2 separate regions of the Homo sapiens genome follow, and region 2 is linked to region 1. A link is a loop called in an ENCODE intact Hi-C map of the cell type or tissue named here. Cell type or tissue: PC-9. All regions are shown on one strand.

Region 1 (4,000 bases):
CTGCCAAAACTCTGGTGCCCAGCTGCTCTACTGTGCTGGGGCCCTGTGGCAAGCCTACCCTCCAGGCTGCCTTCTGCAGGGTCTGGACTGGGTGGGTGTGGGGTGGTGGTACCAGAAATGATGATGCCACTGCCTAGTGTGTGTCATGTCTGATTCACCACAGACCCCTCGGGCCTAGCCCAGAGCCTTACACAGAGTAACTGCTCATTGAACACAAACTCATCTGATCAATGCACAATTTCTTTTAGAAATCTACATTTTCAAGCATCCCCCACCACGGAAATTCAAAGCCTGAAATGCAAATCTGAAGGCTGAGTGACAAGCCAAGGAGTTGGGACTTTATTTGGTAGGCAAAAGAAAGCCAAAAGTCTAACAAGAGAAAAACAATATTTTCTTATGTAAACAACTGTATTTTTGAAATGAAATATAAACCTCAGTGCAATTACAGAACTGACTAGAAGCTTTTTGACTAGGCACAGTGACAAAAACGTTCTAGATGTTTTCAGTTAGCTCTCTCAACAACTCTGTGAGTTGGTGCTATGAATTAATTTACACACAAGGCCTAGAAAGATGAAGAGACTAATCCAAGATCATACAAGTGGTAGACACTGGATTAGAACCCAAGGTCTCTAACACCAGTGGAGGAACTCTTAACAGGGCACTGCCACCAACACGGTCACGGAGGAAGGCACAGGACAGCACAGGAGTGGTCAACACAGTCAGACACGGGGTGGAGAAGACAGTCCAGAAGGCCTCACACAGCTTTGGTCTGCGGCAGTAAGGCATTTTGAGTCTCTTCATGTCCTGTCCCCAGTCCCCACCATCTGCTTGCCTGCCTTGTGCTGTGAGTTCCTGTGGTCTTTCTGAATTCCAGAAAGTTTCATAAACAGCAGAAAGATGGACAGCAGGTGCCCTTCTTAACACAGTGCAGTGCAGAAATAAATGAACAACAGACAGACCTTTGGCCACCTCTTTTCTCTCTAGTTTACCCCATCAACTTTTGGCAAGGTACTTAAAGAATAAGGGCTGTGGGACAGTCCAGGGGGCACAGGATCACGTCATCTACAATGGAGAGGGAGCTGGAGCCCAGCAGGCAAGGCAGGAGATACTGCTCTCTCCATGGCAGTGGAAGGCAGTCCAATATCAAGGATGATGGGCTCCAAATCAACCCCTCATTTAGAAAGCGACAGTAACTCCTAAAACGTACAACTCTGGGTACAGTGGGTCATGTCAAGTTATTACCAAATTAAAATGCCTTAGAAATGGCCTCCTGACTATCCCAGTGAGAGAAGAATAGGGGGAGTGTTGGGGATTCTGAGTCATCCAGCAGGCTGGGACCTCTGGGGCAGTTAGCGGTCAAAACCACCAAGATTAACGGTCGCCAACTCCCTGGGGCCAGAATAGTCAGTCTCTCTAAGGCACTCACACTCCAAATGCCAGCAGGCCCCCACAGATGTCTGATCAAATCACTCAGCCCTTGTTCTTCTCCTACTCTGCAGCTGGCCTTTCATTTTGGGAGATTTAGCATTAAACCCAGTAAGAGCACCCATTGTCCTGCAAACGTGACTACCAAGCCCCTGGGGTGAAGAGTGTTACCACTGCACTCACAAGAGGAAATCCAGATGGACAGGCTGGAGCCCCAAAGAAGGAACCAGACGCTTCCACTCTCCTGCTTCACTCAGAAGGACTGAGTTTAAGGAATCAGGCCAAGCAATGGGTCATAAATGGAAAAAGCATCAGATCTGGAATCAGAAACTGTCACAGAGGACACTGACAAGCAAGTGATGGAAAATCTGATTTTCAACTTCCCCATGTGCAGTGGAAACCATGTAATTCCAAGAATCGCATCAGGATGTGGTGAGGGAGCACATTTGGAGGGGACACACATGCTGTGTGACACGCGTGGCTGCCATAAGCGCCTGGCTCGGGTTCAGATCCAACCACAGGGAGAGTCACCACATGATATCTAGTGGGAGGGTGCCCTGGCTGACGTGTGTCTGAAGGATCAGCATTTGGGAGATGAGGAGTAGCACTGCAGGAGGCTGAAAGAGCAGGAGAGTGTGAGGCTGTGGTCAACGAAGTGTCTTAGGAAGGACGCAGAGACCAACTGCGTCACACACTGTGGAGGTCCAGTAAGGTGTGGCCACAGGACTAAATGCTGGATTCGGCAACAGGGAGGTCACCACCAACCTCAACAACAGCCATTCCACTGGAATGTGGAGGTGAAACTCGTTTCACTGGGTTTAAGAGAAAACAGGAAGAGACAAACTGAAGTCATGAAACACAGACTATTTTTAGGAGTTCTGCTACAAAGGAACAAAGAAATGGGGCAATAGCCGGAGCGGGGAAGCAGGGTAAAGTGTTTTTTGAGGTTAGGAAATATTTCCCCAAGTTTACAAGCTGGTTAGAATAAAAGAAAAACTCACAATGCAGTAGAGATAGGACAGTTGTAGGGAGAATGTTTCTTTTTGTTGTGTTTGTTTTCTGAGACGGGGTCTCACTCTGTTGCCCAGGCTGGAGTGTGGTGGCATGATCTCGGCTCACTGCAACCTCCACCTCCGAGGTCCAAGTGATTCTCCTGCCTCAGCCTCCCGAGAAGCTGAGGTTACAGGCGCCTGCCACCGCGCCCGGCTAATTTTTGCATTTTTAGTAGAGACAAGGTTTCACCATGTTGGCCAGGTTGGGGGAGAATGCCTGTGAGAAGGCGGAGGGGGAAAGGATCTAGCGCAAAACTGGAAGGGCTGGCCTTAGCTCTGCTCCCTTAGCCCGCCTTGGCCAGGGATGCCTATTTTCTAAGCACCACTTCCCTTGCGAACTTTCCATGATACTTCCCTTCTCAGGTAGAACCCATCCCCCTGTGGACCTGCGCCACCTAGGGCAGACCTTCATCTTCACTTGCTCACTTGTTCCCCCATTCTCCTACCGCCTTCCCCTTTCTGCCTCTCATTTCCACAGGCAACAAATATTTAGAGACAATAGAGTCACTCTGCTTGGATTTTTATCCTGGCTCTCTTAATAGCTGTGTGATTTGGGGCATGTCTTTTAAATTGTTTTGTGCCCTTAATTTGCACATCTTTAAAAGTGGGATTATACTAGTACTTACTTTATAAAATTTTTTTGTTAAGAGTTATGCTGAGAAAGAAGGGCTGGCACTGAGTACGGTGTCTGGCCCCTCGCTGGTGCTCAGTACATGCTAACTAACTGGCCTGGGATTAAGGATACAATGATGACTAGGACATAGTTAAGGCCTAGCATTACACTCCATTACACTGAAGAGTAATTGTCCATTTAAATATCTTTCTCTCATAGAATATGATCATTTTAGCAAAGCATGTATGGCACAGAATATACAAGTACCCAATAAAATGCTGGACTGAAATCAGTTGGTTACCTTGCCTTGGAAGGTTAATCAACAGGAAGTGTAAGGGGGAAGTGGGGTGATGGCCAGGGAAACTGGGGAAGAGTCATTGACAGTGATTCCTGAGGACTCTACAGATCAGTGATGGACATTGTGTAACCATCAGTCTAGTTTCTAGAACCATCTCAGAGAGGACTGGACTCAGATCAGCCCCTACCATGCCTGCTCCCTCGTTTCATGTGCTAATTTAGTTTAAAGCATTCCTTATGAGAAAAGAAGACCATGTAGGCAGCACTTAGCACACTGCCTAACAACCCAGCAGCTTAATCAAAGCCAGTGTTACCATGCTAGGGGGACATGCATGAGCGTGCAGATGAGCCTCTCTACACAGAGCTCTTTCCATCCACAGAGGAGGGAATTCTTCAATTCCATCTTCTACCTTCCTCATGAGGATGCCTTTCTCCAAGTACTAGAGAGTTGTTTCTGGGATAATGACATGAGGAGGGAAATGGCAGAAGCAGCTTCGCCTAGCTTGAGTAATCCTATTCTGTCATTAAATATTTTCACTTTAATTTTTTTTTTGAAATAGCCTTTACTGCCATAGATCCTCTCAAGCCCCAAGATGGAAATGTTTCTCCTTAA
Region 2 (4,000 bases), 460 kb after region 1:
GATTCTCCTGCCTCAGCTTTCTAAGTAGCTGGGACTACAGGCACACGCCACCACACCCACCTAATTTTGTATTTTTAGTAGAGATTGGGTTTCACCATGTTGGTCCAGGCTGGTCTCTAACTCCTGACCTCAATTGATCCACCCACCTTGGCCTCCCAAATTGTTGGGATTACAAGTGTGAACCACTATGCCCGTCCCCAAGTTTGTCTTTTTAAAATACAGTGGGGATCATATCAGCCTGCCACTTAAAATCTTCAGAGACGGGCCGGGCGTGGTGGCTCACGCCTGTAATCCCAACACTTTGGGAGGTCGAGGCGGGCGGATCACAAGGTCAGGAGATCGAGACCATCCTGGCTAACACAGTGAAACCCTGTCTCTACTGAAAATACAAAAAATTAGCCGGGTGTGGTGGCGAGCACCTGTAGTCCCAGCTACTCGGGAGGCTGAGGCAGGAGAATGGTGTGAACCCAGGAGGCGGAGCTTGCAGTGAGCCAAGATCGCACCACTGCACTCCAGCCTGGGCGACAGAGTGAGACTCTGTCGCAAAAAAAAAAAAAAAAATCTTCAGAGACACCCCAATATAAAGTAAACTCATTTTTTAAAATTCAAAACATTTCATGATCTGGGGCCACTCATTAACCTTCTATCATATGAAGGCCTTTCGTTAGCCATATCCTTTAGCCCAAGGGTCCCCAACCCCTGGGCCATGGACCAGTACTGGTCTGTGACCTGTTAGGAACCAGGCCGCACAGCAGAAGGTGAGTGGTGGGCAAGTCAGCAAGCATTAATGCCTGAGCTCCGCCTTCTGACAGGTCAGCAGCAGCATTAGATTCTCATAGGAGTGGGAACCCTATTGTGAACTGTGCATGCAAGGGATCTAGGCTGTGCACTCCTTATGAGAATCTAATGAATGCCTGATGATCTGAGGTGGAACAGTTTCCTCCTGAAACCATCCCCCTGCCCCTTGCCCCCCACATCACCACAAGCCCCCATCCTTGGAAAAATTGTCTTCCACAAAACGAAACTGGTCCCTGGTGCCAAAAAGGTTGGGGACTGTTGCTTTAGCCAAACAGAATCCCTTGCAATTCTCTACCTGTCCTGTGTTTTCCTATATCCATTCCTTTGTCTGTGCTTTTTCCTCAGCCTGAAACACCTGTGTTGCTTTCACCTTACCCGGTCTGTGACCTTGAGCAAAGCCTTCAACCTCTGATTCCAGTTTTTTTTTTATCTATTAAGAGGTGATCATAGAACTTACCTGACAGGATGGAAACATTCGAACATAGGGAATGCAGCTGGCTTCATCCTTGCCAGAAAAAGTACTAATAGAATTATAAGCTTCTCATTCCCCTCTTGGTCCTTCTCACGTGTCTTCTGGATCTTGCTAACTCCCTTTCCTCCATCTTGATAGCATCCCCTGGTTTGCCCCCTAACAAAAAGCCTCTCCTTTCTCTCCGGAGCTTTTCCTGCAGGTTCTATCACATCCCTTTCCCCGTTCCTAAGTTTCTTTTGTTCAGTTCAATGAACAGTGAATGATACCCATAGTATGTAGGCACTGGTTACCCACTGATGGATCAGACATTGGCCCTGACTTTCAGGGTTCCAGGCCAACTCTCAAATTGCAGAAGATACAAAGAATGTTTGCATGCAGTCTCTCCCCTCTGCCAGCCCGATGTCTTTCCAGCCCTGGTTCCTTCAGCCAAGGTCCCAGCCTGCTTTGGAAGAGGATACCAGCTAGCTGGCTGGGGCCCAAGAAACATGCAGAATTATTAACTGGCAAACCCTTTGCCCTCATCTTCACTCTCTCGTCCTCACAGGCTAACCCTCCCATCAGCTCTTCTGTGTGGGTACTGTGTAGGAAGTGTCCTTTGTCCTTTACAGGATGGAGAATGGAGAAGCTTGACACAGCCCCCAGGAGGCTGCTTCCATCTCCACCTGCCAGTTCTGTTGCCCTTCAATCTGGACCTTCAGTTCCTATTCATAGCTGATACCCCGTGTCTTATTGTCTTTTCCCTCCACTCTTCTGCTGACTCACTCATGAACATGCAGGCATACCTTTTTCCATTTTTTTCCTCATTGCCATTTCTGCTTCTCTATCCTACCTCCATTTAATATTTGTGCTGAAACATATAAAGCCTCAAAAAATCATGGGAATTGAGTTCATACAGACAGTGGTTTTCAGGCTGAACTTTTAGAAACAACATCCATGGTTTCTCTTCTTGAGAAAGAGGATGGAGACGGGCCCTTTGAAGAGCAGTGAGTGAGGAGTGAGTCAGACAGGGTGGGACCTGGGGGAAGTTGCCACCTCATTTCCCATTAGTCAGGAAGGCTCCATGAAATGGATGGAATTTTAGTTGTTGGACTGGGTTTTCTTTCCCCACTACACCTGGCCTTCATCCTTATCAAACCTATGAGTTCCTTGACCTCTTCAGTTTATCCAGTTTATCAGTGTACCCTTGGTTTAGTTTCATCTACTCAGCCTTCACTGAACCCTCTCCCAAGCAAGGCCTTCCATCTCGCTTCCCTGCAGATCCCAAATGGTCCTATTTCTGCTCTCCTGACTCCCACTCACTTAGCTCTGCGGAAAACATCACAGCCTTCTAAACTGGTACACTCCTTATGGTCTCCCACCCAGTGGGGCCTTCCACTTAGCTGTTCACTAAGCTTTCCCAGCATTCCATCATCAGTTACTCCAGAGTGAACCACTTCCCTACAATTCTTTATCCCATCACCTACCCATCCCCCATGTTCAGCAACTACCTAACATCTGACTGAAGGAAAAAATAGACTCCTTTAGACAAAACTCCCTCAATTTCCTCCCATTCCACTGACGAACTTACTCTATTTCCGTTCTCCTTAGCCAGAGGCTACTCTCTTCATGTGTATGCTGGATCCCATTGTCACTCTCCATACAGCATATAAACATGCTTTGGCCTCTTCCCATTAAGAACAACCATCTAGCATCAATCTGGAGGTGAGAGCCAGGCACTGATATTTTAAAAGCTCCCCAGTTGATTCTAGTTGCAGCCAGGGCTGAAAAACATATACAGAATAAAATCCAGTCTTCTTGCTGTGGCATACAAGGCTCTTCATAAACTGACTCATGCCTACCTTTCTTGCCCTCCCATATGCCCTCTGAACTGGAGTCATACCAAACTACTTAGCGTTCCCAAACCCGCCACATCTCTTGCTTCTATGCCTTCACATACATGCTTCGCTCCACTTAGAATGCCTTTCCCTGCTTCCTAGAAAGTGTCCTTTTTTTTCTTTCTTTTTTTTTTTTTTGAGATGGAGTCTCGCTCTTGTCGCCCAGGCTGGAGTGCAGTGGTACAACCTCAGCTCACTGCAACCTCCGCCTCCTGCCTTCAAGTGGTTCTCCTGCCTCAGCCTCCTGAGTAGCTGGAATTTCAGGCGCCTGCCACCAGGCCTGGCTAATTTTTGTGTATTTTTTAGTAGAGACAGGGTTTCACCATGTTGGCCAGTCTGGTCTCGAACTCCTGACCTCAGGTGATCCACCGACCTCAGCCTCCTAAAGTGCTGGGATTACAGGCATGAGCCACCTTACGCGGCCTAGAAAGTGACCTTTAATGCTCAATTAAGTGTCATTTTTGCATCACCTTTAAGAATTAGCCTCCATACTGAGTTAAGGTGCCCCCGCACCCCAGTGCTTTCATAACCCTCTGGGTTTATCTCTATGGGAACACTCACCACATATATAATTGCTCATCTATATGTCTGTCTTTTCCATCAGACTGAGTGTTTTGCAGGAACCCCAGGGCCATGAAGATGCCATTTGGTAGGATTTGGGGCTAAGTGGTCTATATCAGATATTTGAGCATCCTCAAATATTTGGCAAACATCCATTCACTGTTTGCCAAACTGAACAAAAGAAACTCAGGAAGGGGGAGAGGGGTATGATAGAACCTGGGACAAGAGCTGAACAACTGTCTTTGAGCATGTTCATTCATGTAGTCAGTCAGCATTTATTGAGGGCCTGCCATGG

Evidence for each region. Hi-C counts contacts between places; a loop is a spot of excess contacts. Peaks named below come from ENCODE experiments on the same cell type or tissue, not always from the same donor. Only the 100,000 strongest peaks of a DNase experiment are listed, where the experiment ranks them.
Region 2: it touches region 1 in a loop (10-fold over the local background); 1 of 110 quality-filtered maps calls a loop at or near these places.

What each region holds. Positions count from the first base shown.
Region 1 is chr1:43,832,647-43,836,646 of GRCh38, reverse strand. The region is part of intron 4 of ST3GAL3 (ST3 beta-galactoside alpha-2,3-sialyltransferase 3); the gene reads right to left. Among named protein-coding and RNA genes, the nearest start is that of MIR6079, 4.0 kb to the left of the region's middle. RefSeq lists enhancers at 945-1,712, 1,713-2,480. In PC-9, no CTCF peak of the experiment used is centred here; DNase peaks (open chromatin) are centred at 1,346 and 2,206; H3K4me3 peaks cover 1,249 bases; H3K27ac peaks cover 3,835 bases.
Region 2 is chr1:43,371,505-43,375,504 of GRCh38, reverse strand. It overlaps LOC112268225 (a long non-coding RNA gene), which reads right to left. Exons shown (of 2, transcript XR_007066049.1): 1 at 1-4,000. Among named protein-coding and RNA genes, the nearest start is that of ELOVL1, 5.5 kb to the right of the region's middle. RefSeq lists an enhancer at 1,677-2,876. In PC-9, no CTCF peak of the experiment used is centred here; DNase peaks (open chromatin) are centred at 2,274 and 3,134; H3K27ac peaks cover 3,313 bases.